Regions from separate parts of the Homo sapiens genome. Here region 1 is linked to region 2. The links are chromatin loops, found by intact Hi-C in ENCODE. Cell type or tissue: endothelial cell of umbilical vein. All regions are shown on one strand. Links, peaks and the distances in the headings refer to the core of each region. The heading gives the core; the rest is flanking DNA. Region 1 overlaps LOC101929279 (a long non-coding RNA gene). Region 2 overlaps JCAD (junctional cadherin 5 associated).

Evidence for each region. A loop is a pair of places that touch in the nucleus more often than their neighbours do. Peaks named below come from ENCODE experiments on the same cell type or tissue, not always from the same donor. Only the 100,000 strongest peaks of a DNase experiment are listed, where the experiment ranks them.
Region 1: a loop joins it to region 2, with 3 times the contacts of the local background. A loop is called at or near these places in 5 of 110 quality-filtered maps.

Annotation. Positions count from the first base shown.
Region 1 is chr10:30,228,215-30,244,559 of GRCh38, forward strand. LOC101929279 (a long non-coding RNA gene) reads left to right here. Exons shown (of 3, transcript NR_120653.1): 3 at 2,703-4,476. Among named protein-coding and RNA genes, the nearest start is that of MTPAP, 110 kb to the right of the region's middle. RefSeq lists an enhancer at 2,845-2,984. In endothelial cell of umbilical vein, for the core only: no CTCF peak of the experiment used is centred there; no DNase peak of the experiment used is centred there.
Region 2 is chr10:30,035,028-30,051,372 of GRCh38, forward strand. It overlaps JCAD (junctional cadherin 5 associated), which reads right to left. Exons shown (of 4, transcript NM_020848.4): 2 at 12,505-12,844. The coding sequence starts at 12,785. Among named protein-coding and RNA genes, the nearest start is that of JCAD, 16 kb to the right of the region's middle. RefSeq lists enhancers at 1-162, 12,419-12,478, 12,489-12,598 and a silencer at 8,884-9,156. In endothelial cell of umbilical vein, for the core only: no CTCF peak of the experiment used is centred there; DNase peaks (open chromatin) are centred at 6,924 and 8,554; H3K27ac peaks cover 3,124 bases.

The sequences.
Region 1 (16,345 bases), core at 4,302-12,301, 190 kb after region 2:
TGGCTCACTGCAGCCTCTAACTCCTGGGCTTAAATGATCCTCCTACCTCAGCCTCCCAAGTAGCTGCGACTACAGGTGCACCACGATGCCTTGCTGATTTGTTTTAATTTTTGTAGAGATGGGGGTCTCACTATGTTCCCGAGGTTGGTCTTGAATTCCTGGGCTCAAGTGACCCTCCCACCTCAGCCTCCCAAAGTGCTGGGACTACAGGCGTGTGCCACAGTGCCAAGCACTGTTTTCCCTCTGGATATACTACCTAGTCAAAATAAGTATTTTTTTAAAAAAATCAGGAGATTCTCATTGCAAATATTGCTGCTTTGCTCTCAGAGCTCCAGGCTATAGACAGGCTGACCTACCCTGGGCAAGATCCCAGCATCTCCATTTGTCTCCAGTCCTTGTCTTTTCAGCCTCTCCCATTTGCCCTCCATTTCTGCACATGGTCCTGACCACCCCCTCCCCTGCCTTCTAGGTGGAGCACTCACCCCTGGGATCTGGCACAGAGACTCCGCCCCAGCTCCTCTGATATTGGCAGCAACTCCCAGTCCTCAGGGAGTGCAAGCCAAGGCGTTGCCTCCGGGACCTCTTGTTGGTGCTGGCCCATCTCCACCAGCTTTGCCCTAGACCTCTCCAGAAGCAAATCTGACCCTGGGTGTATTTTCCTCACTCAGAAGACTGTGGCCCCAAGTTGAGTAAGCACATGCCCAGTAATCCCAGAGGACGCCACAAAGCAGGACTGAGTGCAGTGAGGGGAGTGTGGACTGTGAATCTGAAATGAGCTGCTGATGGAAGGTTGACTCTCAGGAAATGAGAAGTTCTTTGCAAATCAGCTGGCAGCTCCTGAGGAGATTATTTTCTCCCTGAGTAGATGTTAGCTGAAGATACACTGACTACCAGGAGAAGATATGAACTTTTGGAGAAAAAAATCGTGCCCAGTACAGGCATTAAACACAAGACTGCTCAGAGCAGAAGTTGGCCATTCTGTCCAAGACGACCAGGTTGCTCATGATTCCAACACAGACTCAAGACTTGTCTAGGTTGAGGGTGAAGAAATCCAGTGGCCTGTGGGCCTGAAGGATTACTCCCATCTTCCTGAAATGTGGGGGCTTGGGGAGCTGGGAGTGCATTGTGGGGAGGGGAGGGGGCTTCTGAAGCCACAGACTAAAAGGGAGCCTGGTTCTTCCCCATGTGGGCTGGGAGACTCACATCTAAAATCTACTTCATAGTTTATATTCTAGGGTAGTAAATTTCTTTCTTCCCTTCTTTTTTTGGGGGGTGTGGTGATATGGGAAGAAAAAAGAAACCAATAACAAATGATCTGATGTTCTAATAATATTTAACAACACTTGAATTAGGTGTCTGCACTGTATTGAAAGAAAATATTTGGCTATTGGATTAAAACCTAAAAACCCTTAGAATAACAATAAATAAAGTGCAGTTCTGACAACCCAAAACACAGTGAACGAGTGCCCCAGGGGAGGTCCAAGGGCTCGATCCAGAACTGCAAATGCAAGCTTGAAATCTCTTTGAAGTCTTATGCTTGGTCTTTGAAATTCATCCAGTTTTGCCTTCTACCCATGAATGTTTATTTTAATATGAAAATCGTGTTTTTTCTCCTCTAAAAATCACTCAGTCAAACCCAGCGCTCTAGGAGGGTGTGGCAGGGGAACACATGGGCCAGTTTCAGATGCCCAGGGATTTGAATCATCAGGTGTCTAAAATCGCCAGTCACATTTAGACAAAGGCTGGTTGGCGACTGGGCTGCGGTAGATGGCAAGGACAGGGAGCACAGGTGCCAGGCTCTGGGTGATGGCCAGGGATGTGCTACAGCATCTTTCATCAAAGAACGAGGAAAAATAATTCTACTGGGAGTCACACACACAGGGGCTCACAGGACCTCTAATATCCTTGGCATCCTGGTTATACTATGCATTAGTTCAGGGAGGTTAGGCTGAGATAACAAAATAGGCCCAAATGTGCAGTAGCTCAACACCATAGAAATATAACAGCTCACAGAGGGTTGGGTGGGCAACTCTACCCCATGTAGTCATACGAGAACCAAGATTGCGGCTGATGGTAGTCCTCCTTAACATGTAGCTTTCCTGAGGGTTGCCACCTCAATCATCCAGAAGAGGAAACGAGCATGTCTGAGCATGCCTGCAAAGTTTGTTTTTTTTTTTTTTTGCTGCTTTTTTTTTTTTTTTTTTTTTTTTGAGATGGAGTCTCGCTTTTTCACCAGGCTGGAGTGCAGTGGCGCGATCTCGGCTCACTGCAACCTCCACCTTCTGGGTTCAAGCAATTCTCCTGCCTCAGCCTCCCCAGTAGCTGGGACTACAGGCACCTGCCATTATGCCAAGCTAATTTTTGTATTTTTAGTAGAGACGGGGCTTCACCATGTTGGCCAGGATGGTCTAGAGCTCTTGAGCTCGTGATCCACCTGCCTTGGCCTCCCAAAGCTCTGGGATTACAGGCATGATCCACCACGCCTGGCCTGCAAAGTTTTTGTAGGCCAGACCTGGAAATGACAGACACACACGGCTGCTCATAGTCCATTCATAAGCACTCAGTCATATGATCATACTGAACTCCAGGTATAAACACATACCCCTATTTCTTCAAGACAAAGAGAACAAAGTTATTTTGTTAATTACTTTTTTCTTCTTTTCTCTTTCCTCCTTGTTCCTTGTTCCCCACTTCTCACTTAGTTCTTTAGAAATGCAATGAAAACCCTCAGCTTCCCTTCACCAGATGCTCCCTACATGATACTCCCAGAGGCTCTAACTGCCTGCTTACTTAGAAGCTCCAGAGCCATGACTCTCTCTCACCAGGAGATCACCTCAAGAGACAACACTCAATCTGCAACCTAAAGCATGTCCACGATGGAACTCGCTCCCACCTGGAGAGTATCTCGAGACAATGGCCACCTTACAACCTAGCTCTGCCCAGGATGGCACCAGCTGGACCACTCAGTAGATAAGGCGACACAGTGAGTCATGTAGACCTTGCACCTGATCGCTCCCTCCCCTGTGTGCTGCTCATGCCAGGTTCCTGTTTAAAAGCCCTGCTTTCTGCACACAAAGGGAAGCAGTACCCTTAAAGGCAGGAGCCAGTACATCTTCCCCTAAGCTAAGCCTTAGAATAACGTCACTTTCTTTACACCAGACCTCACCCCTGTTCATTGGACTCTGCAAGCAGCAAGTGACTGAACCTGAATTTCAGTTACACAAGGAAGTCTGGGAAAGGAGGTCTAGCTGTTTATTCAGGAAGGGAAACTTAGATCTTAAAGAGTGGCACGTTTTTTTCACAGCACCTGAGGCCAGGAAATGACATGAAGTTGTGCACATTCATTTCGGGTAGATTAAATAATGAGATAGCTGCCACACTTGTCACCAGTACATTTCTGGGTAATCCTAGGCTCACCTACATACTTTAATTATATAAAAGAGCCTCTGCCCCCAGTCAATGAGCTATTGGAAAATGTACTGCATCAGTTATTTATTTCTGGGTATCACTTATTCCCAAAGCTTGATCTGATTCAGTTAATTCCAGGCTCTCTGTAATGAAATTAATAAAAATACTTGTCACTCTAAGGAACTGACTAGGTACATTGACTAAGAGGTCTGGAGACCTATATTTTTTTGCTTAAACTATCTCTTTATTCTTAAAACTGTCTTCCATTTCAACCTTTAAACTGCTTAATAAGCATTTCTCTACAGTTCAAGAAGTTTCCATGGCACTAATTCAAAATAGAATCTTGCTCTGTCGCCCGGGCTGGAGTGCAGTAGTGCAATCTCGGCTCACTGCAGCCTCTGCCTCCTGGGTTCAAGCGAATCTCCTGCCTCAAGCCTCCTGAGAATCTGGGACTACAGGCGTGTGCCACCAAGCCCAGATAAGTTTTGTATTTTTAGTAGAGATGGGATTTCACCATGTTGGCCAGGCTGGTCTGGAACTCCTGACCTCAAGTGATCCACTTGCCTTGGTCTCCCAAAGTGTTGGGATTACAGGCGTGAGCCATCACGCCCGGCTGGCATATGACCTTTTTCATAGTAAGTTTGCCCTGCTAACTTCATTGGTTGATCTAGGACAAGTGGGGTTTGTTGTTTTGCAAGCTCTAATGGTCATTATTTTCAATATACAAAACCAGCATAACATCTATGACAGATATTCCTATTAATTGAGACATTTTATACTCAAATTCAGAACCACTGTTTTTCTGGCTGCTTTTGACTAGAAGGTGAACATTCCAGATGTAGTGTTGATGTTTGTCCCCTCCAAATGTCACGTTGAAATGTGACCTCCAATGTTGGTGGTGGGGCTTAGTGGGGAGTGTTTGCATCATTAGGAAGGATCCCTCATGAATGGCTTAGTGTCCTCCTCATGGTAATGAGTGAGTTCTCACTCTGTTAATTCACATGCTGGTGCCATGCTTATATAGCCTGCAGAACCACGAGCCAAATAAACAGCTTTTCTGTATAAATTACTCAGCCTCTGGTGTTCCTTTATAACAAAGGAAAACAGAGTAACACAGTCCCCTGTGTTAGTCTGGTAACACCCTGGCTGCATCTTTCAGCCAGTATCCAACACAAGGCAGACTATATAAACTATTTAATAAAAACTCACCTTTCCAAGGCCAAGAGCCACCTTGAATCTGTACCATTTCCTCCAGGCCTTCTACTTCCAGAAGGTTGGGGCTCATTTCAAAACCCTGGGGCTCAGACAGGTCTGTCTGCCATTGCTTTATCTTGCCTCTTAGCAATTTGGTGGCACCACATCGAGTCTCTGTACAGTATGTCCTGAGCTGTGCCTTTGAACCTTTACCCAAGGCTACCACATTGCACAGCTCCAGCAAGAGCTGTGCTCTCTGTGCTACGTGAAGACCCTCCATTCATTATAAGAATCCAGGAAGACCACATCTAAATTTGGGCTTTCAAGTCTTTGGGGAGAAGGCATAGGTGGTTCTTGAAGCTCCAGTTCCATCCTACAGGAAACATTATGTCAGCTGCAATGGAACCAAAAGGGGGGAACTTCCATTTTTAATGAGATGGTTTGAAAACCAAACCATTACAAACATCCGGCAGTATGGAATAATGTAGGATAAACATTATTTTAAATGCAGCTTAAAGAGTGAGCTGAATACCAGAGCAGTGAGCGAGTGAGCTGATACTGTGACTGCCCAGAAATCATCAGCCTCAGTAACCTTGGGGCTTGGGTTTTAGTATTCCTGATAAGATAGAAGGCAGAGTTTTCATCTCATGCAAGTAAAGAAGACTCCCACAGCAAGTAGGAACACTTAAAGAACAACAATCTCAATAAAAGATTAGACTAGATAAATATCCATGTAATATCACAGTGGCATTATAAGAGAGCTTTTGTGTTACTTACTGCACTGGGAGTCAGAAAAAAAAGTCCTTCCTGGAAATTGATAACTGCACTTCATTCAAATTTGGGTTCAAATTCACACTATCAGCATGGTTCACGAAAAGCCAAGAAAATAATATGAAAATGGTTCCAGCCAATAAAAACCCCCAGGGCACTGAACTCAGGCTGCACGAGATTTTCACAGAGGATGAGCTCACAATCAAAACCTCTAAAATGCCTGAGGAAATAATCCACCATGATTAAGAACCAGCAGACATAACAAACAATAGTATTAGAACCCAAGGACTTCAGAAAATTGGATAATCTTATAAATTATAAACTAAGAGTATTTGACATGACTAATGTCAGAAAGAAAGGAAATCAAAGCATAAGAAAATAATGTAACATTATCAAAAATGAAATCAGGTAAAAATAAGAAATAAACAAAAATTTAAAAAATAAAAATAAAAATCCAGTCAGGCAGGGCAGTTCATGCCTGCAATCCCAGAACTTTAGGAAGTCAAAGTGGGAGAATTGCTTGAGGCCAGGAGTTCAAGACCAGCCTAAGCAACATAACAAGTCTCCATCTCTAAAATATTTTTTTAAATTAGCTAGCATAGTAGCATGCATCTGTAGTCACAGTTACTTGGGGATCTGAGGAAGAAGGACTGCTTAAGCTCAGGAGTTCAAGACTGCAGTGAGTGGCTGGGTGCAGTGGCTCATGCCTGTAATCCCAACATTTTGGGAGGCCAAGACCGATGGATCACTTGAGCTCACAAGTTTGAGACCAGCCTGGGCAATGTGGTGAAACCCCATCTCTACTAAAAATACAAAAAAATAGCCAGGCATGGTGATGCACGCCTGTAGTCCCAGCTACTTAGGAGGCTGAGGTGGGAGATTGGCTTGAGCCCAGGAGGTGGAGGTTGCAGTGAGCCAAGATAGCACCGCTGTACTCCCGCCTGGACACTAGAGCCAGACCTTGTATCAAAAAATGGTAATAATAATAGTAAAAGAAAGAAAAAAGAAAAAAAAAGAAAAATGAAAGACTGCAGTGAGCTATGATTGTGTCACTGCACTCCAGCCATGGTGACAAAGTAAGACTCTATCTCTAAAACAAAACAAAACAGAAACAAATTTAGTAATTGAAATGAAAAACTCAGCAGCTAGGTATCACCTGATTTAGACACAGCTGATTAGAGAATCAGTGAACTGGGAAGTAAATTTGAAGAAGTCATACAACATGTGGCACACAGATAAAAAAATGCAAAAACACTCAGAATATGTAAATCCATAGAGACATAAAGCAAATTGCTGGTTGTCAGGTTCTAGGGGGATGAGAGAATGGAGACCAATTGCTTAATGTGTATAAGGCTTTCTTTCAGAATGATGAAAATAGTTATTACTAGATAGAGGTGGTGGTTACATAACATTGTGATTGTACTAAATTTCACTGAATTTCACTTTTAAATGGTTAATTTTATGTGAATTTTTACATCAATAAAATATATTTTTAAGAAAGAGATATTCGGATAAAATGAAAATATCTAAATACATGTAATACAAGTTGCAGAAAGAGAATTAAGTGAATAAAGACAGCCAGTATTTTTAGAGAGATAAATTTTCTGGAATTTATCAAAGACATGAATCTGTGGATTCAGGAAGTACAACACCTTGTAAGAAAAATAAACAAGTTCACATCTGAATATATCAAGATACAAATGCAAAACACAAGACAAAGAGAAGATCTTAAAAGCCACCACCAGAGAGGGCATTCTTTAAGCTAATAGTAAATATATTCTAATAGCAGCAATAAAAACCAAAATGCAATGGGATAATATTTTTGGAGTGCTGAAAGAATACAGCTCTTAATCTAGATTTCTACCATCATTGTTCAAGTGTGAGGGAAACTTAAAAATATTTTCAGGCTGGGCATGGTGGCTCACGCCTGTAATCCCAGCACTCTGGGAGGCCAAGGTGGCAGATCTCCTAAGGTCAGGAGTTCAAGATCAGCCTGGCCAACATGGTGAAACCCCATCTCTACTAAAAATACAAAAATTAGCCAGGTGTGGTGGCACACACCTGTAATCCCAGCTACTCGGGAGGCTGAGGCAGAAGAATCACTTGAACCCAGGAGACAGAGGTTGCAATGAGCTGAGATCATACCACTGCACTCCAGCCTGGGTGACAGAGCAAAATTCCGTCTCAAAAAAAAAAAAAGAAAAAATATATATATTTTAAGACAAACCAAGACCGAGAGTATTTAGCCCATTAACTCTCACTGAATGAGCACTTAAAGGATTTCTTTAAATTCTTTTGATTTCTTTAAATGTCGGAAGAAACAAACCCAGAAGAAACAAACAAGATGTAAAAGCAATGGTAAGCAATGAAACTGGTAAGCATTCAGAAAAATCTAAATAAGGAACAGCTATACAAGAATGATAACAGTGTTTCGGAATGAGGTACAAAAGTGAAATAAAATACTAGATAACAATGACATGTTTGATCGAGGAGAGTTGGAGGGATAGGGAGTTAAACATTCCAAGAACTGTGTATTGTGCAAGAGAAAGGCAGAAAGAACAACTGAGTAAAGTCGGTGGCTCACAACTGTAATCCCAGCACTTTGGGAGGCTGAGGTGGTGGATCAACTGAGGTCAGGAGTTCGAGACCAGCCTAACCAACATGGCGAAACCCCATCTCTACTAAAAATACAAAAATTAGCCAGGTGTCATGGTACACACCTGTAATCCCCATTACTCAAGAGGCTGAGGCATGGGAATCGCTTCACCCCTGGGAGGTGGAGGTTGCAGTGAGCTGAGATTGTGCCACTGCACTCCAGCCTGGGCAACAGAGCGAGACTCTGTCTCAAAAAAAAAAAAAAAAAAAAAAAAAAACAAGTAAAGAATTTGTTAATTCAGGAACAAAGTTAAAAATTGAAAAGTAGCCACAGAGCCACAGAAGAATAGAAGTAGAATAACAGAATATATACCTTCCCAAGAAGCAGTCAAGTAAGTAAGAAAAGGAAGAAGAAAACATAATCATTCCAGTAGAAAGCAGAAAAGAACAAAATAAGAAAAAAAGAAAATGTATATATATAGTAAACAGAAAACACAAAATAATATGGTAGAAATAAAGTGTTTAAATTACAATAAATGTGGGTTATATAAAATATACACTGAATTATAACAATATATAAAATATAAATAGATTAAACTTATGTGTTCAATTTAATTCAATTCATGGAAAAGGAGGCAACCCACAAAAGATTTAATACAACTGATTATAAACATATGAAAATAATTCTCTTCTAATTAAAGAAAAAATGAATTCACATACAGATTTTTAAATAACAATCTTTAGTGCTGAAGGAAGTACATTGTCATCTTTTCAATGTTGACTGTAAAGTGAAATGGTGCAAATTTTCCAGAGCACAGTTTGCAAAATGGACCAAAACTTTTAAATATGCACTCCCAGCAATTATACTTGGAGGAAATACTGATATGTGTGCAGAAATTTGTCTACAAGGATGTTCTAATGAATTATTTATAGTATCAGAAACCTGAGACCTGAATATCCCACAATTAAGAGAGTTGTTAAATTACTCCTCATGCTATTGCTCATATTACTAATATTAGTGGTAAATGATAATATTTATTAAGAGTCCACTACGTGCCAGGCGATGTTCTAAACACTTTACCGATTAACATATTTTAATCTCCATTACAACAATGTGAGATAGATATTATCTTTCTCATTTTAGAGATAAGGAAACTCATTAAGTAAATAATGGGATTAACATTTTTAAATTAAAAAAGAGAAAGAAAAGAAAACTAAAAGTACACGGAAATTAGTAATTTGCCTGAAGTCACCTAACGATCAAATAGAAGAGCCAAGAGCCACCATTTGATCTGATGGAGTTAGTCTCCAGAACCACATGTCACATGCATTGGTTAGGTTATGGAGGCATAAAACACATGTTCTAAGAAACACTGTGTTTTAATAACACTAACCATGTGAAACAATACGTATCATACATCCTAATATTGTAAAAACACACATGTATGCTCGTATAAAAGTCATATTTATACACAGGCATATTTAGGCACAAGCACGAAAGCGTCATACACTAAAATATGCATGATCTCTGCCCTGGGTACCAGGATTATGGGTAACTTTCTCCTTTGTGCTTTAGTTTTTATTTTCACAAGGAACACACATTACTCCTGAGATTTGAAACAAATAACACACAATTTCAAAAGTAAAGAAATCGATGTAGCTGGATGGGGGTGGGTGGGGGTGGAAGTCAGGGTCAGAAGGAAGGAGATGGTCTTGGCTGGGAATGGGGAGAGGTTAGTCAAAGGGTACAAAATTTCAGTTAGACTGAATGAAAGAGTTCTGGAGATTTATTGTACAGCATGAAGACTACAGTTAATAACAATGTAGCTAATGTAGCCTATACTTGAAAATTACTGAGAGTAGATCTTTAATGTTCTCCTCACAAAAAAAAGTACCTTATTAAGGCCATGTGTGGTGGCTCATGCCTATAATCCCAGCACTTTGGGAGGCCAAGCAGGGAGGATCATTTGAGCCCAGGAGTTCAAGACCAGCCTGGGCAACATAGTGAAACACCATCTCTTCAAAAAGTAAAAAAATTAGCCTCGCATGCTGGTGCATACCTGTGGTCCCTGCTGCTCTGGAAGCTGAGGTGGGAAGATCACTTGAGCCCAGAAGGTCAAGGCTGCAGTGAGCCATGACCGTGCCACTGCACTCCAGCCTGAGTGACAGAGGGAGACCATGCCTCAAAAGTAAAAATAAAAAATAAATTATTTTTTAAAATGATAAATATGTTAGGGAATGGATATGTACATTAGCTGAATTTAGCCATTTTACAATGTATGTGTAGTTCAAAACATCATATTATGTACTGTAACATATACAATTTTTGTCAGTTATACCTTAATAAAGCTGGGAGAATTAATTAATTAATTTTATTTATTTATTTATTTTTGAGACAGTGTCTCTCTCCCATCACCCAGGATGGAGTGCAGTGGCACAATCATGGCTCACTGCAGCCTCCACTTCTGTAGCTCAGGTGGTCCTCTTCCCTTGGCCTCCTGAGTAGCTGGGACTATAGGTGTAGGCCACCGTGCCTGGCTAATTTTTTGTATTTTTAGTAAGTAGAAATGGGGTTTCTCCATGTTGCCCAGGCTGGTCTCAAACTCCTGGGCTCAAGCGATCCTCCCACCTCAGCCTCCCAAAGTGCTGGGATTACAGACATGAGCCACCGCATCTGGCCTAATTAATGTATTATTTTTTTAAAAAGAAGAAGAAAGAAGATGATCGTCCCCTGGCCCGGCAGGAAGCTTCTTTGTTTCTGGGGCTTCCTGGTCTAACGCTACATTTCCCCAGCACCCAAGCCAGCCAGGTTTTTTCCCGCAAGCCCCACGTCTCCAGCTGTGTCTCTTGGCAGCTATCTGAGCCGCCCTGGGTCAGCTGCTTACCCTTTGTTTTCTGAGTCCAGCCCAAGAAGACACTCAATAACCTGTAGAGACGCATAGGTGTTTCCTTTATGTCATCTCAGGAAATGGGCCCAGGTGTACAGTTCATAGTGGGAGACAAAAGTAATTCATTTAATTCATTCAACATATGTTTACTGAGCACCTAGACATGTGACAAATGCCATGCTTTTAGGTCATGCAACCTTGAATTCAAGGACATTAACTTAAAAATTTAATCAGCCTCTTCCACCATACTGTTCTGGTGCTTTTTGTTGTGGTGGAGGTTGTTAAACAAAGATCACAACAATAACGTTGCCTTTGACATAGATATAAACCATAAACGCCTCCTCTGGCAAGATTACAAAAATTCTACCTCCGAGAATAAGGCTTCCCTGGTTCATAAATAAGTTCATGCATGCTAACAAAGGCCCCAGGAATTATTCTACTGCAACTAATTTAGATCCTTCATTGAGTTCCTCAGTGTTTAATCAAGGCTGTGCCGCATCCGTACCCATTACCGAAATAAAATAAAGTCTGTACCACATAGGAAATGTGCACCTACAATATTACTTTTCTAGTCTCACGTTTTAATTGGAAAATTGGTAGTCCCATTTGAATGAAATCATCCTGCATAACAGATTCAGAAAATGATTCCTGCTGAAAGAACATTTTTCATCTCACTTTGCCTAAGTCTGAACCACAGTCTGACTAGGATGATAGCCCTTTTAGGTTTGACTTCACCCTCAGGAAATACCTTCAGCTTTTTGGGAGGGAAACCTGGGGGATTTTTTTCAGTGAGATCACTGTTTTAAAAAATATCTTCCTCACTTCTGTAGAACCTTGGCTTCTCAGCACCTCTTACAAAAGCACTACGTAGATCAACAGATCAGAACGCTTTGCAATTGTAGTGCCCCTTGATTTAAAATGCTGCTCTTGGGCCAGGCGCAGTGGCTCACACCTGTAACTCAGGAGGCTGAGTGTGGAGGATCGCTTGAGGCCAGAAGTTGGAGCTCAGCCTGGGCAACATAGTGAGACCCCGTCTCTAAACAGTAAAAAATAAAATGCTGCTCTTTAAATTGATGTTAGCTTTTTATCTGTTACGACTTCTGTTACTTTTCATTGTTGAGATGCTAAGGGGACCTCACTCAGTGGGAAAACATTTTACCAAGAAAAAAATCAGTCTAAGGAAATGCAAATGAAATTATTTATTTGTTTTCGAGACAGGGCCTTGTTCTGTCACCCAGGGTAGAATACAGTGGCACGATCTCAGCTTACTGCAACCTCTGCCTCCTGGGCTCAAGTGATCCTCCCACCTCAGCCTCCCAAAGTGCTGAGATTACAGATGTGAGCCATCACCCTCAGCCTAATTTATTATTTTTTAAAAAAAGAAAAAGACTGGGCGTGGTGTTTCACGCCTATAATCCCAGCACTTTGGGAAGCCAAGGCAGGTGGATTGCCTGAGGTCAGGAGTTCGGGACCAGCCTGTCTAACATGGTGAAACCTCATCTCTACTAAAAGTACAGAAATTAACCCAGTGTGGTGGTGGGCACCTGTAGTCCCAGCTACTTGGGAGGCTGAGATAGGAGAATCACTTGAATCTGGGAGGCAGAGGTTGCAGTGAGCCAAGATCATGCCACTGCACTCCAGCCTGGGTGACAGAGCAAGACTCCATCTCAAAAAAAAAAAAAAAAGAAAAGAAGAAAGAAGGAAGAAGGAGAGGGAGAAGAAGAAGGAAGAGGAGGAGGAAAGGAAGAAAGAAAGAAAGAAAGAAAGAAAGAAAGAAAGAAAGAAAGAAAGAAGAAAAAGAAAGGAAGGAAAGGAAGGAAGGAAGGAAAGGAAGAAAGGAAGGAAAAGAACGAAAGAAAGAAAGAAAGAAGGAAAAGATGATCATCCCCAGGCCCAGTAGGAAGCTTCTTTGTTTCTGGGGCTTCCTGGTCTAATACCACATTTCCCCAGCACCCAAGCCAGAAGATGTATTGTGGTCCATCCCTAGAAGGGAGATTTTCCAGAGGTTTTCAGAAGCACTGCAGAGTACATTTGACTAAAACTACCTATGCACTGAACCCGGTCCCAGAGTGGTAATCCATTATATAGTGAAGCTGTAGGGAAAGGAACAATTACCTTGACTCCTCAAAAATACATAGTTGATAAGCAGCAAGCTGATGATGACATAGTTCTAAGCTCTCCCACATTAACCAATGGACCCACAGGCATTGGAGAAAAAAATAAACAAACAAACCACTGAGCTCCCTCTGCAGGTCCCTGAGAGTAATAACTGGCCACCTTTCCATTCTTGGGTTCCTTGAAAAAATAGAAGATGGTAGTCAGCAGAAACTACAATTACTTTAAAATAAAATGAAATGTGCTGAAACCAAAAAAGAAGAAAAAAGCCAACAACTTTCTGTTGTGCATTTTATAGTAGCAGAGCAAAATGCAGTATTTTAAACAAGTATGTAAAATAGAAACCGTCCTGGTAATTTCAGTTTCATGAAAAAATTCAGCAGCATGAATAAAATAGCATTACCAATTAAAGTGTAAATCCAGGCTGCAAGTTATGATTTCCAGCTCCAATGTAGAGAAGCCTCCCTCACATTTTGAAGCTGCTCTCATGAAAAAGGAATTGGTCAAAGATGACAGGAGCACATAGAAATCTATTTTCCCCCTTGCACCTGTGAATTTCAGTCTGCTCTTTGATAATACTGCGCCATTCTCCTCATGACTAAAACGAGAATGGGCTAGATCATTTTTGAGGTTCCTTTAAGCTCTAAGAAGGAACAAACATGTGAGAGCCATCATAGGTATCTGTCACCAAAGTGTATGTTAAAGAGAGGACGGTTTCTATCTCCAAGTTGGTGTAGAGGGTATAATCAGAAGACCTAGGGTCAAGTTCCATCTCTGCCATAACTCTTGGTGAGATTTTGAGTGAGTCACCTCTCTCAGTGTCAGTCTACTCATCTGTAAAAATAAGAACACTGGGGCCAGGCACGGTGGCTCATGCCTGTAATCTCAGCACTTTGGGAGGCCAAGGTAGGCGGATCACCTGAGGTCAGGAGCTCGAGACCAGCCTGGCCAACATGGTGAAACCCCGTCTCTACTAAAATACAAAAATTAGCCAGACATGATGGCAGGTGCCTGTCGTCCCAGCTACTCAGGAGGCTGAGGCAGGAGGATCCCTTGAATCCGGGAGGTGGAGGTTGCAGTGAGCCGAGACCGCGCCACTGCACTCCAGCCTGGGTGACAGAGCAAGACCCTGTCTGAAAAAGAAAAAGAATACTGAAAACAGTCACTCAGCATTTTGGGAAGCCCAGGTGGGAGGATGAGCTCAGCCTGGGCAACATAGTAAGACCCCCATTTCTTACCAAAAAAAAAAAAGTAGATGAGTAAACATAATGGAAAAAAAAACTCTATAGTAGCAATAAAAAAAGATAAACAATCTAAGAACAAACCTAACAGGAAATGGGCATGATTTATATGAAGAAAACTTTAAACACACTACTGAGAGAAACAAAAAAATGTAAACAAATGGGAGGGTACATCACGTTTGCAGGAAGACAAAACATCACGTAGATGTTAATTCTTTCTAAATTCATCTATTAATTTAATACAATCCCAATAAAAATACCAACCAGGTTTTGTTGGAAATTGGCAGATTCTAAAGTTCATATTAAAAACTAAACAGACAGCAACCAGCCTGGCCAACATGGTGAAACTCCGTTTCTACTAAAAACTTAAAAATTAGCCAGGCATGGTGGCGTGCACCTGTAGTCCCAGCTACTCAGGAGGCTAAGGCAGGAGAATTGGTTGAGTCCATAAAGCAAAGGTTGCAGTGAGCCACTGCACTCCAGCCTGGGTGACAGAGCAAAAACTCCATTTCAAAAAAACAACAACAACAAAAAACAAATAACAACAACAAAAAAGCAAGGGAGTTTCTGAAAATAAGAGTGATAAGCCATTTCAGATATTAAAACATAAAGTTGTAAAGTTAAAACAGTATGATATATTGGCACATGAATAGACAAATCAATACAAAAAAACAGACCCCAATACAAATTGACATTTACTATATATTAAAGGTAGGATTTAAATTCCTGAGAAAAAGATGGATTATTTAATAAATGGTGGTAGGACAAATGGGTAGCCACCTAGAAAAAAATAAATTAGATACTATTCATATATTATACTAGGATAAATTCCAGATACATTTTTGCTAGTTTGGTTTTGGAGACAGAGTCTTCCTCTCTCACCCAGGCTGGAAGCCATCTTGGCTTACTGCAACATCCGCCTCCTGGGTTCAAGTAATTCTCCTGCCTCAGCTTCCTGAGTAGCTGGGATTACAGGTGCGCAATACCACGCCCAGCTAATTTTTGTATTTTTAGTAGAGACAGGTTTTCATCATGTTGGCCAGGCTGCTCTTGAACTCCTGGCCTCAAGTGATGTGCCTGCCTCGGCTTCTCAAAGTGCTGGGATTATGGGTGTGACCCACCAGTGCCTGGCCCAAATTCTGGATACTGTAAAGTCTTAAATGCAAGCAATAAAATCACAAAGAATTAGAAGAAAAAATGAGATAATTTTAAAATAATCCTGAAATGGGGAAGCCTTTCTTAGCTCTAAGCAAAGAAAAAAAAATTAATATATTTTATCATATAAAATTAAAAATATTTACATAGCAAAAGCTACAATACCAAAGTCAAAGGACAAATGGCAAATGAGGGGGCTCATTGTAGTCAAGGAACTAATCTCCCTAATTTAGAAATAATTATCATAAAACAATAGAAAAGATAATTAAAAGTTTTACAAAAGCTATAGTTAACAGAATAGAAAATTCAAATGAGCCTAAAACTCTAAAAGATACTCAACCTAACTTATGAGAAAATAAATGCAAAGTAAAACAATGACACCAGTTTTTACTTATATTAGAAAAAAATTGATGCTACTCTCTTGGTGAGGGTTTAAAGTAATAGGCACCCTCGGCCAGGCACAGTGGCTCATGCCTGCAATCTCAGCATTTTGGGAGGCCGAGGCAGGAGGAACACTTGAGGTCAGGAGTTCGAGACCAGCCTGGCCAACATGGTGAAACCCCGTCTCTACTAAAAATAATAATAATTTAAAAAATAGCCAGTGTGTAGTGACGCACGCCTGTAATCCCAGCTACCTGGGAAGCTGAGCGGGGAGAATCACTTGAACCTGGGAGGCGGAGGTTGCAGTGAGCCAAAATTTTGCCACTGCACTCTGGCTTGGGTGACAGAGTGACTCAGTCTCAAAAAAATAATAAAATAAAATAAAAATTAAAAATAAAGTAATAGGCACTCTCACACATTGCTGAGAAGGCAGATTGGAAGTACTCTCAAAATTACAAATGCACAAACCCTTTGGCCCAGGAAGTCTATTTCTAGGAATTTATCCCACACATACATTAATACATAATACATTAATACATAAAACAAGTAACAATGATGCAATATATTATTTGCAGCATTGTTTACAATTGCAAAAAA
Region 2 (16,345 bases), core at 3,371-11,370:
CCGTGTGGCTTTGACGCGTTTTTCTCAATTGATATTCGGGTTTCACAGTGTGCTTAGAGAAGGGGCTAAAATCCTAAGGTGCTACTTGTGCAAGTACACGCCACGAGCATAATCAGAAGACAGATAAAAAATGACAGAAATAGGACAAGAATACAAACAGCCTGTCACTTCCTACAGAGGGAGCGTGGTTGGTTTTCTTCTCCACCCAAAAATGTTACACTATCACTTTAACTTTGTCAAAACTGCCATATATAACAAACCAAAATAACTAAGAATTTTGGGTTAAACTTCCTTCTGTTTGCACAAGGTGCCAAAATTCCAATTTAATAAAAATACAGGTCATCCGGGAAATTTTAAATTATCTACTTTGCAACGCAGTCCACATGACATAGAAAACTATAAACCATTTAATTAATAAACATCTATTTTGTACCTAGCAAGGGCTGGGCTCTGACAGGTGCAAGCGGACTCCCCATGGGGGTCGCTCTGGTAGATTTCTCCTTCAGACAAGTTAGCAAGAATGGCTCTTCTAGTAGCTTCGCTATAGGACGCCCATTACCAGCTAAAATGTGTACTGCTGCATAGGGTTTCAAAGCCAAAAATATATTTTCTGATATGTTTAAGGAAATGAGATCAAATTTTTCTTTTTAGAAAAATGAAACTAATTATCTTACATTTTAAAAGACATTAACAATGGCACTTCTAGGAAAACATGCTGAACACATTAACACAGGGTGGGAAAAAGATAAGGAAAGCAAAGTGGAATGTGATCGCCCAGACAAATTGTGTCCATGAGTTCAATGGGACAAGCAGGGTCTTTACACAGAATTCCCGGGTGAACGGGACGGAGATGAAACAGAAGTTACACTTGCCAACAGCCCCATCTCTCATCTCAGGAGAGATGAGGCCAGCGAAACAACTACTAGCAACTGCTTGGGAAACATCTGAAATATGAGCATGTGAAAAACAATATGTTTAACAGAAAATGAGCAAGTCTATTCACTGCATATGCAGCAGCTAATTATGAGAAAAATTAGGAGACAGTTCTGTTCATTCACATGACTCCTTCTCAACCACAATGGAAAATGATACCCTTCTTTTAAAAAGTGATTCTCCTTAGAATAGCAACATTTGGGCTGGGCACAGTGGCTCACGCCTATAATCCCAGCACTTTGGGAGGCTGAGGCGGACGGATCACCTGAAGTCAGTAGTTCAAGACCAGCCTGACCAACACGGTGAATGAAACCCCGTCTGTACTAAAAATACAAAAAATTAGCCAGGCGTGGTAGTGGGTGCCTGTAATCCCAGCTACTTGGGAAACCGAGGCAGGAGAATGGCTTGAACCCAGGAGGTGGAGGTTGCAGTGAGCTGAGATTGCACCACTGCACTCCAGCCTGGGCAGTACAGAGCAGGACTCCGTCTCAAAAAAAAAAAAACAAAAAAAATGCAACATTTGGAATGCCTGTAACCACTGGCTCACATTCCCCATCTTCTCAGTGGCCTCCAAGGTCCTCATGAGCCACACTGACTTGTTATCACCCAGGCAGCTGCAGCCTGGCACTGGGCCTGATACCCAGGAGCACGGGATAGATGTGTGGATTAACTTAAGAAATCAGCCAGAGGCTTGCTGCCTGCCTAATGAACTGGGGGTTCTGTGGGAAGTGAGACAAACAGTTACCCTTCCCTCCTCCATGAACAAAATCCTGAGCCTGGTCCTCCCGTGGGGGCCCTCAAAGTCCAGTCAGCCATGCTTCGCTGTGGTCATTGGGGTGGGGCTGGGGAGGCCCCATTAAAGCCATGCCTTTATCCAGCGATCCCTTCCTGGTTCCCAGATCTGCAGTCTAGCAGATGCCTGCTGCTTTCCATTGCTTTCCAACCCTAGTGTCATGTTCTAGACCAGTGGATGGTCATGACACACTGGCCTAGCCTGTTCCTTCAAAAGCCCCTCCCCTTCCGGAGGCGTCTGTATCTAGGCATTGGTATCCAGATACAGAAACTGACCGCCAAGGCTGTAGGTCTCACTGAAAGAGCCAGGAGCAGCGTTCTCCTCTGGTTGGCAGAAGGGGCTTTGGGCATCTCTTTAGAGCGACTCACATTCACCAACCCCGCTGTCAGGTGCCTAACATGCTTCTGTGATGGCCTCAGCCATGTTCCGCTCCAGAATTTGCTCTGAAAGCTCTCTGGGCCTGGAAGCCTGCAATTTCTTTTTTCAGCATGATTTGGTCTATTCAGTATACCACCCCGTGCAAATATCCCTCTGATACAGGGTAACGAATGGGCTAATTTTGGAAAGGGGAAATCTGGGGTCCGGAGAAGATGAAGACTGAAGTATAGAGGTTAGCATAAAATTAAAGGTCAGTCAGAAAAGAGAAAACTGCTCTGAAAACATAATGGATGAATATTACTCTTCAGCAAAGTTCAATTTGAACAAGAATTGTAGGTTGCGCTGGCAGAATGGTAACTAGAAAATCCACAAATGCCCAGTCAGACTGCTAATGCATTGTCAGGCCTGCTTTTTATGATGTCACAATGAATGACTCTAGATGACAGGCAGTGCAGATTCAGTTAAAACATAAAGTACCTGGCGGACTATTTCTGGAGGTTACAGTTTTGTTATTAAAAAAAAATACACAAATAATGGGTCTGGAAGAGGAAGCATAATAAATTTGAGGACTCAGAAGTGATGCTAAATTTGGACATTTGAAGAAGGGGCACAGGAAAGCAATTCAAAGGCACTTGAGTTATCAACGTGCACAGAGGAAATTAAGTAGGAGGCATGTTGGAAAGGCACCCACTGATATCGACCTGGATGGAAGCCCCTGAAGTCGCAGTTCCTCCACAGCATGGGCTTTGAACTCCTGCGCTTGGGTCTGGCTTCCACAAAGATGAACTCAGAATGGAAAAATTAAAAAAAAAAAAAAAAAAAAAGTTGGAAGCCATTGCCACTACAGTGCCAACCTGGCCAGCCACAAGACCATAATATTTTTTAAACTCTGACGGCTAGAAATGGACACAAATTGCTCTTTTGTGGTTGCCAGCAGGTTTCTGAATCATCTTTGGGTTAGGGCTTCAGTAGACTTTTGATTTTGCAAGGTCTAGTAAAGAACTTTTATACACACAAGTTAAGTCGGAGGCCACGGTCCACCGGCCCCACCCCTGGGACTGGGTTTTGGGGTTGTTGCTTCCTTTTCATAAATTAGTAAATTCACAACTGGTGCTGATGTGAAGGATGGCGCCAGCTTGGAAACTGTCATGGTAATTCTAGTAGTGTTTAATGCACGTAACAAAATCAGGGGCTGGGAGACTACTCATGCAAGGGGGCGCCTCATTGATGTGGACCACTGACCAACCTACAGGTAGCGAAGACAAAGAGAGAGCCGGCACGGAGGTTCATGCCTGTAATCCCAGCACTTTGAGACGCTGAGGTAGGAGGATCGCTTGAGCCCAGGAGTTAGAGACCAGCCTGGGAAACATAAGGAGACCTAGTCTCCACAAAAAATTTAAAAAGAAAAATTAGCTAGATGTGGTGGTGAGTGCCTGTGGTCCTAGCTACTCGAGATGAGCGGGAGGATTGCTTGAGCCTGGGAGGTCAAGGCTGCAGTGAGCTGAGATGGTGCCACTGCACTCGCCTGGGTGACAGAGAGAGACCCTGTCTCAAAATAAAAAAAAAAAAAAAAAGAAAGAAAGAAAAGAAAAGAGAAAGAGAAAGAGAGAAGAGAGAAGAGAGAAGCAGGATGGAGCAAAGGGATACAAATGAAGGAAGAAGGGTATAGGTCCATGTGGAAGGAGAAGGAAAACAATAACCTGGAGAAAAGGTAGGTGGAGCTTGTGAGGGCTCCTGGGGCAGCCGCCAGCTGCGTGTACTAATGTGTCCCCGATGAAGGTGCTAGAACCTCTCACTGGGAGTCAGGGTATCTCTGAACAACATCCTTCCTGCAACTGCACTTCTAAGGGAAGAAAGCTGGGTCATAAACCCCTAACCCCCGACTCACGCCAGCTATTTAAATGAGCCCACTCCTTTTACTGATTAACATGGCAAGGACGCACTGATGCCTTCTAATGAATGTAAAGGCAAGAAGCCACACTGGGTGGCCCTTACTTGGAGGCAGACTCCCTAGAGGGCCAGATGCTGACGCCCCTCCCATGCTAGGATCCCACTGATAGAGGACCCTGTCCCTCCACATCAATGATCATCCTGGGAGCATCCCAGGTCCTACAGGAAGCCACCCCTGAGGGTGTTGTCACAGGCAGGGACAGGAAGCACTAGAGAAATGGTTCCCCACCCGAGTGACTAGGAGAAGTCCTGGTGACTGCACGCAGGGCAGACACTGTTCCCTCCCACAACGTGAGGCCCTTCCCACCTGATGGGTGGGCAGCTGGACCGGCCTCGGCTTCTGATGCCTCATCTGTACTGCAGGGACAGAATCCTTCCTTTTGAGTTTTCTGGGAGGGATGAAATGAGATAATACCTTCAAAGTGTTATTCATCACTTTCTTGTGGATTCCCTAACTTGAGGAAGAAAAGGTATAGATGGAGAAAAATAGGCTGAGAAAACAATGTCTGTGGCCAGTCCTTGGGGAGCCGGATGAACCTGCAGTTGACACCCAAAGACGGCTGCCCAGGGTCAACGGAACAGTCCAGGCTCGGGGCACGTGCAGAGGGGTGGTTTCTGGCTTCTCATCACACCAACAGGGAGCAGTGTTGGAACGTTGCCAGGAGAGTGGTGAGCAGCTGCCCTGGGCACTGGAGGGGCGGCGTGGGTTTAAAGGCCAACACCACGGCTGTCCAGTGGAACGCTGTCGGCAGCGTCCTTAACTGCCCCTGCCTCTGATGCCTCATCTGTACTGCAGGGACGGACTACGCCTTCCTTTTTGTATCCTGGGAGGAATGAAATGAGATGATACATTCAGAGTGTTTAGCACAGTGCCTGACACATAAGAAGCCCTTGTTTCATTTGGTATTAACTCAATTAAAATACATTCTCAATGGAGTAGGTTATCTTGAAGCTCTGTTTGCTTGATCGCCTGGGGAAGGGGGTGCGGGTGGCACACAGGAAAGGGTGAAGAACCGAGTGTCTGTCTGAAGGTGATGATTATTTCAGATCGGCATTGTCTTTGTCTAAGCTGTAATCAACAGGCCTTCACAATGCCAGGAAAGAGTGACGTAGCTGACTGTCATCACAAGACGCTGCTCCTCCTGGGGATGGCTGGTCTCTGATGAAGAAGCTACACCCATTTCCACAATACGGATGCAGAACAAACCAGTATTTCATTTATTAAAACAAGGCAGGAAGAGAAGCTCTAATCCATTCTCTCTCATGCGTATCTAATAGGTAAGGCAGATTATTTCAGTATTTTCATATTTTCTCTTTAATAAGGGCATGTCAGATTTTTACCATGTTAAACTGCTTTCACCAGTGTGAACCACAGAGTGCCATGATAGACATGGAGAAAGACCAGCCTCGTTCTCATTTGCCTTTTTCTAGCACCACTCTTGCTTTCATTTACTTATTCATTTATTCAACAAATATTTATGGAGTATTCGCGGTGCCTCCGACCCACGGTTCTTCAGAAGCCAAGATGAGGGCTGTGAGGAGCAGAAAAGGTGGTCACTAGTCATGGGTTTCTGAGAGCCTGAAGGACCCTGCAGCTGGGTCTCTGGTGATGACACCCTAGGGAGGCCGCCTAAAGGCCCCAGGCCCCATAGCTGCACAGCGGCCCACCAGTGACACCCCCAGTCCACAACCTGTCCTTTGTCGAGAACGCAGAGGCACAGCCATCTTTGAGGCAAAGCGGCTGGACCAGAAGACCCACTCGGGTCTCTTTTGGACCCCCGTCTCACATTCCTACCCTTGGTGTCTCTCTGTGGGGCATTTCTTAGCTCTCAGACTCATCCAGTTCTCTAGCTGAAGGCAGAATTCCACACGAACAACTCTCCTCTTGGGGATGGCATAACCAGCAAGATGCATGAGGCCCTCGGCAGTGCTGCCGCTGGATCTTCCTTGTCACTCCAGAAGCCTGCACCTCCACACCACTGCACCTCCAGAAGCCTCATGTTCAAAGGACACAACCTGCTTTTTAGTGGGGAAACTGGTGCTGGTAAAAGCTACATGGGGCACATGCAGGAGACAGGACCAGCTTCCAGGCGCTTCTGGAAGTTTCCACACTTACGAACGAGACCAAGGAGAAGGGCATACAGAAGACAGTGAGGGAAGAGGCGGCCTGTGTCTTCCTGGTGTTCATGAGCATGCCAGCCCTCAAGAAAGAGAGGCTTTGCCTCGTAACAAGGTCAAAATACCAACAGCTAATGCTTAGTATGGAAACAAGCAGTGAAAAGGCAAATCGTGTTTGAGGATTCATAAGTTTGTAAAAGAAAGAGGAACATAGAAACAGATGTTAAACTTGAAGCATTCTCTGTTTTTGGAAAACCCTTATAAGCAGGATATGATTTAAGAGAAGCTTTAAAAGACCCTGAAAATGAACTGTTTACCATATCCAGTAGCACTATCTAGAATGGATGTTTACTGATCAAATAGAAACCTCCCAAGATGAGGGCCCCAGACCACCACATCAGAGACTCTCCCTAGGTTGCTAAGTCTCTCATTAGTTACAACTGCCGCTGATGACAGGAGATAATTACAAGTTATTCTCATGGGTAACTAACAAAAAAATCTTACCAGAATTCCTGGGGCTATGCAGAGAAGAGCCAATTATGGTATAACTTTCAGCTTCAAACCTCTGCTATGTTAAGTGTATTTTACAGCTTCCTCTGATTATAATATTTCAAAGGAAACACATTAAGGAAACCCTGAGTGCCTGATAACAGCCTTTTACATATTTTAATGGTCGTTAAGTATTATTTAGTTTTGGCTACTTGTATTTTAAGCATGCAGTTTCCTCCATGTGCAGATAACACAGTTTTTCCTCTTTGCCTACTTCCTCTTACTGTGTGTGTGTGTTTGTGTGTGTGTGTGTTTCAGCAGGCAAGCTTTGGACATGGCCTGTGAGTCTTTTCCTGGACCACGTCAGTGCCTTTCATGCAAAGCCCACAGCCAGTTTCATCACTACAGTCTGTTAACTGAGACCATTTAGGAGCGGGCTAGCATCTAGATGAGCTCTCTATGGAGTCAACGACTTAAAAAGGGGAAAATGCCAAGTCTTTAGTGTTATTTGTCAAATTGTCTGTGAAGAGAACATGTTTTGGGGTACACAGGGAGTCCCTGTGGCCTGGAAACTGTCCTCACCCGCAGCACCTGCAGTGGGGAAAGCTCAGGCACCCATGCCTGGTCATTCCCTCCTCCCCATCCAACCTACCTCTCCCTTGTCCAGCCCCTCCCCTCTGATCGGAGCGGGGAGACACCCTAACCCAGTACTCAAGCATCCACCGGCTGTCTGAAACTCAATTTTTTCAAAAGTTTCAACTAAGAGATGCGGGCAGTTGACAGCAGTGGGTTCTGAAGCTAAGCCATCAAGGGGAGCAAGGGCGGAGTCTAAGTCTCTGCCAGCCAGAGGTACGGGGAAGCAGAAGCTGTCAGGGAAGGGAAGAGGAGCAAAACAAGTACCCGGAGACGCACAGATGGGTGGCAATGGGAGGCAGAGATGGGTGGCAATGGGGGACAGAGATGAATGAGTCCCCAGGGGAATAACCCACAATCCAGGGGGACACCTTCTCATTCCATTTCTAATGAGGCCAGCCAGTTTTTCTCCATTTCCTATGAATGGTCCGTGAATCTCTCCATGAATCCTTACAACGACCCCTCCCTTTCCTTTCAGGTAGGTTCCACTTCCTGCCTCCCAAAGGATCTATGAAGGAGGGAAACTTTACTGCTAGGAAGTCTTCAGCCTGGGGGCAAGGAGGGCCCCTGAGCCAGGGGTCCCACAGTCAGGCTTCACAGTCCATCTGCTGTGCTTTAAACGCTGGTAAAGTTACCAGTCATACGAATGATGGCCCAACACGTTAACATGTAGCTTCAAAAAACAATTACTGTCTACTCATCAATTTAGATAAACTATGTATGAAGGAGAACCAACTCTTGGTCCTTCTCCACTACTTGCACCTAAGAGATTTTTAGCAAGTTCACATGCTCCTTTGTCTTTCTCCCCAACAGAATTGTCATTCTTCTCCTGTCCTAGATGCTCAGTACTACTTGATCTGCTAATAGTGAAAGCTCAAAGCAACAGCCCCCTCAGCACATTAGGAAACAAGTGTCCTGTATGCTCAAAAATCTCATCAAAGCTTCATGTTTGTGTTTTGTTTTTTTTAAAGTTTTACTAGAAGTCCCTCGAGTAAGAAAGGGAAAAAGAAAAAAAAAAGTAAAAAAATTTTACTAGATAGAGCTGGTCTTTAAATCAGAAACTCTGTTCTAAACTGATACTAATCATTACAGGGTAAGGAACAGTCCTGACCATTCTCACCAGACAATGCTGATATTCCAGCTAAGCCCCAGATGATGGATAATCCTGCCTTCCATGTATGCTCCCTTTACAACATCCACAGAAGAGCAGTGTTATGTGCATTATCTCGTGTAGACAGGTCAGGATGCAGTCTTTATAGGCCTCTCCCAGACAGGAAAGGGACACAGCTGGGCTCTGAGAGCTGTCACACGTCCATGCATGCCAGGGGGAGGGTGGAGGACAAGGGACTGAGAAAAGACCATCCAGCGATGGTAACCCCAGGAGCTCACAGAATCAAGTGCTCCTTTCAAACGAAAACAGGCCTCACCTGGGGAGAGCTCAGCCAGGCCCAGTGCTGCTGCAGGGTGGCAGCCCCAAGGCATCTGGCAGCCCGGGGGGTGGGGAAGTTGTGGCTCAAGCTGGGCTCCCTCCATTGCTGCACTGAGCAGCCATTGATGGCCAGTGACATCCTCTGGGCTTTGTGTTGGCTATGGTTTAAATGTTTATTCTGTCTAAAACTCCTGTTGAAATTTAATTGCCATTGTAACAGTATTAAGAGGTGGGACCTTTAAGAGGTGATGAGGTAATGAGGGTTCCACCCTCCTAGGTGGGATTGGTGCCCTTATAAAAGGATGAGTTCAGCCCTCTCTTGTTTGATCTCACTCTCTCACCTTCCACCATGAGATGACACAGCAAGAAGGCCCTCATGAGATACCACCACCTTGACCCTGGATTTCCCAGCCTCTAGAACTGTGAACTGATAAATTTCCATTCATCATAAATTACCCAGCCTGTTACAGCAGCACACATTGGATGAATGCAATGTTCTTCAGTTCTAAGATAATAATATTGCCAACATGCCTAGGTCTCCACTATTCTGTCAGAATAAAACAAATTTTCATTCAGCCCCTGTGGCCTTCCAAATGACCTTGATCTCCATCTTTCCCAGGACATGAGTGGGGTGTTGAGGACTGGCTCAAAGTGTGGGGACACACTTTAAGGCAGCCCTCAACCAAGAAACTGCAGAAGAGGAACTCTCGTGACCCTTCCCAATCACGCTGATGGCTTCAAGTTGGACAGGGCTATCCCGGGCCCCAGGTACCCCCTAGACCGGGAGGCCAGCCCAGCAGAGGTCACTGTGTGGGATGGAGGAGGCAGCAAGACCACAGCTGTGCTTTTGAGTAACCAAAGACTGGGATCTGACAGCACCATTTATTCATCAGATTCAGAATTCACATAAGCCATAGCAGTATTGGCTTTTTTTTTTTTTTTTAAATTTAAGCTGTTAACTATTGACACCTATTTACTTTTTCCCAAAGCACTTTGTTTCTGATGGGGAAAAACAATTCTCCTTCATGCCTACCTTTCTGTTTCCCTCCAATTTTCAGTTCTCTATTGGGCACCTAAAAAAAAAAAAAAGTCTTTCATTTCAACCCAGGGAACCTTGCAGCCAGTCTCTGAAGCTTGGGGCACTGGCAGGGATGTCTGCAAACATGTATGCATTTGCTATTTCTACCCTAGGAGCCAACCTTCAATCCAAAAGCCACTCTACACCATCTAAGTGAATCGGCCAATCTCAACAACATGGACAAGAGGCCAGATCTGTCGAGAACTCTGTCATCTGTATGAAAACATCCCAGGGCTACACAAAGCCACTTATCTGAGCCCTTCACTCAGGATGGAAACAAAGGCAGCTTGCAGATCTGATTATGCCGTAGTCCTCAGGAACCTGTTACCACACAAGGGGCTAGAAAGTCCTGAGCGAGTTGTGGATGAGGTTGGCGGCCACACTGCCCACACAGAATTCTAAAGGGGATTCTCCTGCCTCCCACCGTGAGACTCAACTCTGATCCAGCCCCTCAAATTTGAGGGAGACCCCACGTAACCTACATGGTCCATCTGCAGGGATTCCATAGCCCTGTCTTTACTTCATTAGAAACTGACCGTTCTGCTTTTCAACAGTTGCTACAATTGGGGAAAGAATAAATTGAGCACATGAGCATGTATTAAATAACCATATATGCCCTGTACTGTAAGACTCTGTACAAGAAACAAAAGAAATAGGAGACAAGGTACAATCTCAGTACCTTGATATCCAAGTTGGAAGGTACAAATATACTCAGCAGAAAACTAAATGAAAAAACAAAACAAAAACAAGCACCCGTTTGTGTGGTAGTCACTAAGGTTATCTGAACCCTCAGACAACTCACCCATAAGACCCCTTTTCCAGCTCCATGCTGGAAAATGGCAGCCAAGAAAGTGAAGGCCTTGACAGTAGTCGACAGAAGTGTGAGTTCTGAAGCACAAGGTGAAAGAGAAACAGCTTCCAGCCCCTTCTTCATTGTGATTTTCCCCCCTGAGCCTGGCTCCATCAGTGCTAACTCCTCTTGCTCCTCGCTGGAGAAGCATCTGACTTGGCAACTTAAACCTGCTTTTACTACGCTGGGCAGAAACGAGGGCTCTCACCTTTGCTTTTCTCCAATAATGTGTTAAGTGCTCTGACTAAAAACAAAATCCTTCCCATTTTTGCCTGAAAACTGTCAACCAACAAGGAAGGTCCTTTGTCTGCAAGGGTGACCTCGAACCATGGAAGGCGAGTTCATTCCCATCAGACTTGCCTGTTTTGTGTGTTTGTTTGTTTTTCTTAAAGAAAGGTCCCTGATTCCGTCTGTGTCCTTTGTCCATATCTAACTGCTGACATGCAGTTACATAACACGCTCTGTAGACTCAGAGCTCTTCCTCCCCAATCTGTGCCTGGTCCCAGTGCAGCACTAAAGGCAAACACAGTGTTAGGAAGGGATGACAAAGGTTTCCTCCAGGTGGAAACCGCCTGGGAGAGGGTTTCAGGGCTCCTCTCCCAGCCTGGCTCTGTGGCAAGCTGCCGAAATTCTCTCCTTTTTTACCATCCTGTTCCCCTAGCTAAACCGCCCTCTCTTTTTGTTGTAAGGAAACACCCACAGATGCAGCTGTATTCAGATGGGATGCCCACATTAGGGCCAGTGTGCGTGCAAGGAAAAGATAGGTCAGAAGCCAATGGAATGATATGAATATACCAGAAGAAACGTTTTGTTTTACAAACGGAGGGGAATACAGAGCCCTTTTCACTCTCTGTAACCTGCAAAATATTGAATTGTGTTAATAAGAAAGCCAAATATACTGTGAATGGGTGCGTGGTTGTGAAATAGCTTTTACAAAGTTCTAAAATGACTCCTATCTGAGGCAAGATGAAGAGATTACAAGGGAACCAAGAAGCAGAGTCCTAACACATGGCATTTAGCATGACAGAATGTGTTTACTCACTGCTATTTATTGAAGGCCCATTATGGCCAAGCCCTGTGCTAAGTGCTGCTGGAACACCCTGAATATCACAGTGGAAACAAGTGATCTTGGGCTGGGTGTGGTGGCTCATGACTCTAATCCCAGTGCTCTGGGAGGCTGAGGTGGGAGGACTGCATGAGGCCAGGAGTTAGAGATCAGCCTGGGCAACACAGTGAGACTCTGTCTTTACAAAAAATAAAAATTAGCCAGGTGTGGTTGTGTGCACCTGGCCCAGCTATTCGAGAGGCTGAGGTGGGAGAATCACTTGAGCCCAGGAGGTCAAGGCTGCAGTGAGTTATGACTGCACCACTGCACTCCAGCCTGGGCAACAGAGTGAGACCTTGTCTCTAAAAAAGGTGGCCGGGTGCAGTGGCTCACTAATCCCAGCACTTTGGGAGGCCTAGGCGGGCAGATCACGAGGTCAGGAGTTCGAGACCAGCCTGACTAACATGGTGAAACCCCGTCTCTACTAAAAATACAAAAATTAGCCAGGTGTGGTGGCACATGCCTGTAATCCCAGCTACTCAGAAGGCTGAGGCAGGAGAATTGCTTGAACCCTGGAGACGGTTGCAGTGAGCCGAGATTGCACAATTGTACTCCAGCCTGGACGACAGAGCAAGACTCCGTCTCAAAAACAAAACAAAACAAAAAGCAAAAAAAGTGTTCTTGTGTCTAATACCATTTCTCCCTCCTTGGCCCTGGCCAAATATAGATTTGAAAGAGTTTACCTACACATCACCCACCGCCAAACTCCTGAGTCAAAAGAAAACGGTGGGTTCACAGTGAAACTTACCCCGCCTCCGAGGTTCTGGAAGCAGAAGTGCTCTGGGGCTCCCCGTGGCCTCTCGGTGTGCTGCGGCGGCTTTCGGAGTCACTCACATGTCCTTTCCCCGCGGACGTCTTACGATGTGCGAGGGCCGCAGGGCCATCCTCATGCCCGTTCTGCAGGCCCTGGCCTGCTCGTGTCCCAGTCCTCGCTGCCTGGCGCCCCTTGGGGTTATCCTCGCGTGATGCTGGGGGGTCTCTTGACAGCTTGTATCCATGAGAGATCAGGAGGTCTTCTACACTGTACATGATGCCTGGGCTTCAGCAAAGCTCAACCACTGGAACCATGGTGGTGGCAGGACCCAGCACTGCAGGACAACAGAGAGCTCTATTTGTGACTAGGTCTCCCTAGAGGTCAGTCTGACACCTCCTCCTCCCGTGGTCCCCCCACCAAACCAGACCATGGCGATGGACACAGCACAGAACCTGCACAGAAAGAGGGGACACAGGGATGGCTCTGCCTGAAATTACTCTCCATTCTATTCACCTAGAAAGTGGGTGTGGCTCTGACTCTAAATGATGTGGTGGAACCCTGAGGACCTCACCCTTCGATGGCTGCCTCTGGTAGAAGAGCATGTGGCACGGTGCTTAAGCAGTGACATGATTAACACTGTCCACCTTCCCCTTGTCCCACTCACCTACAAACAGCAGGCGGAAGGAGTGCGGACAAAAAAAATACAGACCTGGGAGCTGCAATGACTGCTTCATGTTTCTAAAAAGAGAAACCACCAATATCCAGCTTAATCTTAGGACACGCCCCTGCTTTCATCTTGTAGACATACCTTCTGCTCTAGGAGAGAGTGAGATCTTTAATCAACACAGTCATGATACAATTCAGCGGAAGCCATCGAAACAGCAACTGCCAGGGCAGCCACCCCGGGGCAGTTAACTAGCAACCAAAAATAGATTTTAACTCTTTGGGTTCATGACGAGAAAACAACACACTGATCAATCATACACACCCAATTCACTACACAAGCCCAGAGTTCTCTTTTCCTTATGAAAGTCTTTTTTTTTTTGAGATAGAGTTTCACTCTTGTTGCCCAGGCTGGAGTGCAGTGGCATGATCTCGACTGCCTGCAACCTCCACCTCCTGGGTTCAAGCGATTCTCCTGCCTCAGCCTCTCGAGTTGCTGGGAATACAGGCATATGCCACCACGCCTGGCTAATTTTTTGTATTTTTTTGCAGAGACAGGGTTTCACCATGTTGGCCAGGCTGGTCTCGAACTCCTAAACTCAGGTAATCCACCCGCCTCTGCCTTCCAAAGTGCTGGGATTACAGCCATGAGCCACCACACCCGGCCTCCTTATGAAACTTTTATGAATCAAATTTCTTCCCAGTAGATCTTGGGGAAAAGTTTTTGCATCTCTCAGCCAAGGATGTCCACACCCAAATCCTGCTATAGTACCTGAATCAACAGCAGCAACTTCCTCCAGTGTAAACTGCACAAAACAAGAGTACCCACAAAGAAGAATGAAAATGGGCAGAAACCTACCTACGAGCAAAAGAGGGAGAGCCGCCCTGTTTATTCCTACATGAGAACATCTTTCTTCCTAAGTCTTCCCTTTGATGATAAGGCGTAAGACGGATTGGTCAGACGGATACACCCACCACTGCTTCTACGGGGGCTGATGGTAATGCTGGCCTGGGTGAGAGACACACAAAAGCCACAAAAGCCAGCCCCATCAAAAAGCTCAGCCAGCTCCAACCCCACTTCACTGGTGGACGGAAATAGAGCCGCTGCAGCCATGGCGAACAATGGCCAGGAAACGCCTGCTGGCCCGTGTGCAGGTGAAAGGAAGATGCCTGCGGCATGTGCTTCCTGTCACTGGGAGCTCTTACTCGGGTCTGTCGCACAATTCTGCTTGCCTGTCCTCACTCTTCATCACCTGCTAGATTACAGTAGGGAAAGTCTCGCCTGTCAGCATGGAGAGTATCAAACTTTGGAAGTTGATAATTTTCCATTATGTCCCTACATTTTATGGAAGCTGACAAGCTCTGGCAGCTACTGTACTAATAGAAAAATCTCCATAGCAACTCTGCCACTCCTGACACTCCTACTGCATGTCTTTCAAGGAGTTGTACAACTTGGGTCATTTGCTTCAACAGACAAAGAAGGACCAGAGAAGCAAGGGTTTGTTCTTTAATTCAACAGAGTAAGTTCCACCATGGGAGGGATTACAGAGGAATGAGATCCCATCACAAGCAAAGGGCTTTAGGAACACAGAGTCAGGCTTTAGGGCAGGGTCTTTGGTTTGTTTGATGCTTTATCCCCAGCAACTTGCACACAGTATGAACTCAATAAATACTTGTTGAGAAAATGCACAAATGAGAGACAGAAGTGTTTGAGCTAGGTTTTGAAGAATGGTTAGGAGTTCATTAGGCAAAGAGCATGTGTTTGTGTATGAGAAGGGGAACTGGCATTTAAAATAGATTATGAGTAGAATTATCCCAAGGGTAAAGAAATGGGGCCAGGCACAGTGGCTCGCACCTATAATCCCAGCACTTTAGGAGGCTAGGTGGGTGAATCACTTGGGGCCAGGAGTTTGAGACAAGCTTGGCCAACATGGTGAGAGCCTGTCTCTACTAAAAATACAAAAATTAGCCAGGCATGATGGCAAACACCAGTAATCCCAGTTACTCAAGAGCCTGAAGGAGGACAATCGCTTGAACCCTGGAGGCGGAGGTGGCCATGAGCCAAAATCATGCCACTGCACTCCAGCCTGAGTGACACAGCAAGACCCTGTCTCAAAAAAAAAAAAAAAAAAAAAAAAAAAAGAAAGAAAGAAAAGAAATTAATGGCTTAGTAACAGAATCCTGGCAGACTAGAACAAAGTCCCCAGGCTCACTGGTTCAACATCACACACAGGGTCAGCATCACAGTTAAAGTTAGCATTAGGTCTCACAACACTCAGTTTCTCTCTCTTACTATGCCGGGCTCTTTAAAATAAAAGCAAATTGCACTGTACTCCAAATGGCCACCGAATACACTAAGGAACAGGCATGTGCAGCACACAGCTGGTTGTGCTACAGTCCATTTGTCAGAATGGCAGAGAAGACATAACCCTCACAAAACACAGATGTGGGCCATTTTCTTCCTGGGGCTGGATAGGTTGGTCCAATATGGTTATGTGTTTGCATGGTAATTATATTTAGCAAGAATATCTTTCAATCGTAGTTAACTGATTCTTCCCTCCCCACCAGCCCAATAAACTCTTCCTCTACCAACTCCAAGGAAAAACCTGAACTATAAACCCAGGATTGCAGCACACATGAAATCTAATAACATCAACTATTCATGACCATCTGTAATGTGCTAGATTCTGTACTGGCACACTTTCATTCATTCTATGCTTCCAGCAAACTTCTCGACGTAGACAGGAATGTTTCCATTTTCACAAGAAAACTGAGGCTGACAGTCCAAGGTTACACAGCTTGTGTTAGATCCATGGTTTGAACTGGGTCTGTCTAGCTTCAAAGTTCAGGCTACTAATTTAGGTTCACTCATCTATATTTTCTTCCTTAACATCAAAAAAGTTTCCTACTTTACCAAATAATCCATACACATAAATAAGCTAAGAGAGAAGGCATGGTGGCATTAAAATTAAAAACCATATATTTAAAAGGAAAAAAATTCTCCTTTATTCTCTAGGAGCAGAATGGCTCTTCTAGATGACTCTTCTCACACACCACACGCACACACGCACGCACACACGCACGCACACACACACACACACACACACAAGAGTTGATGCCTCACTTGGCTATAATGTCTTGATGGCAACGCTGGTGTTAATGTTTAAATGCT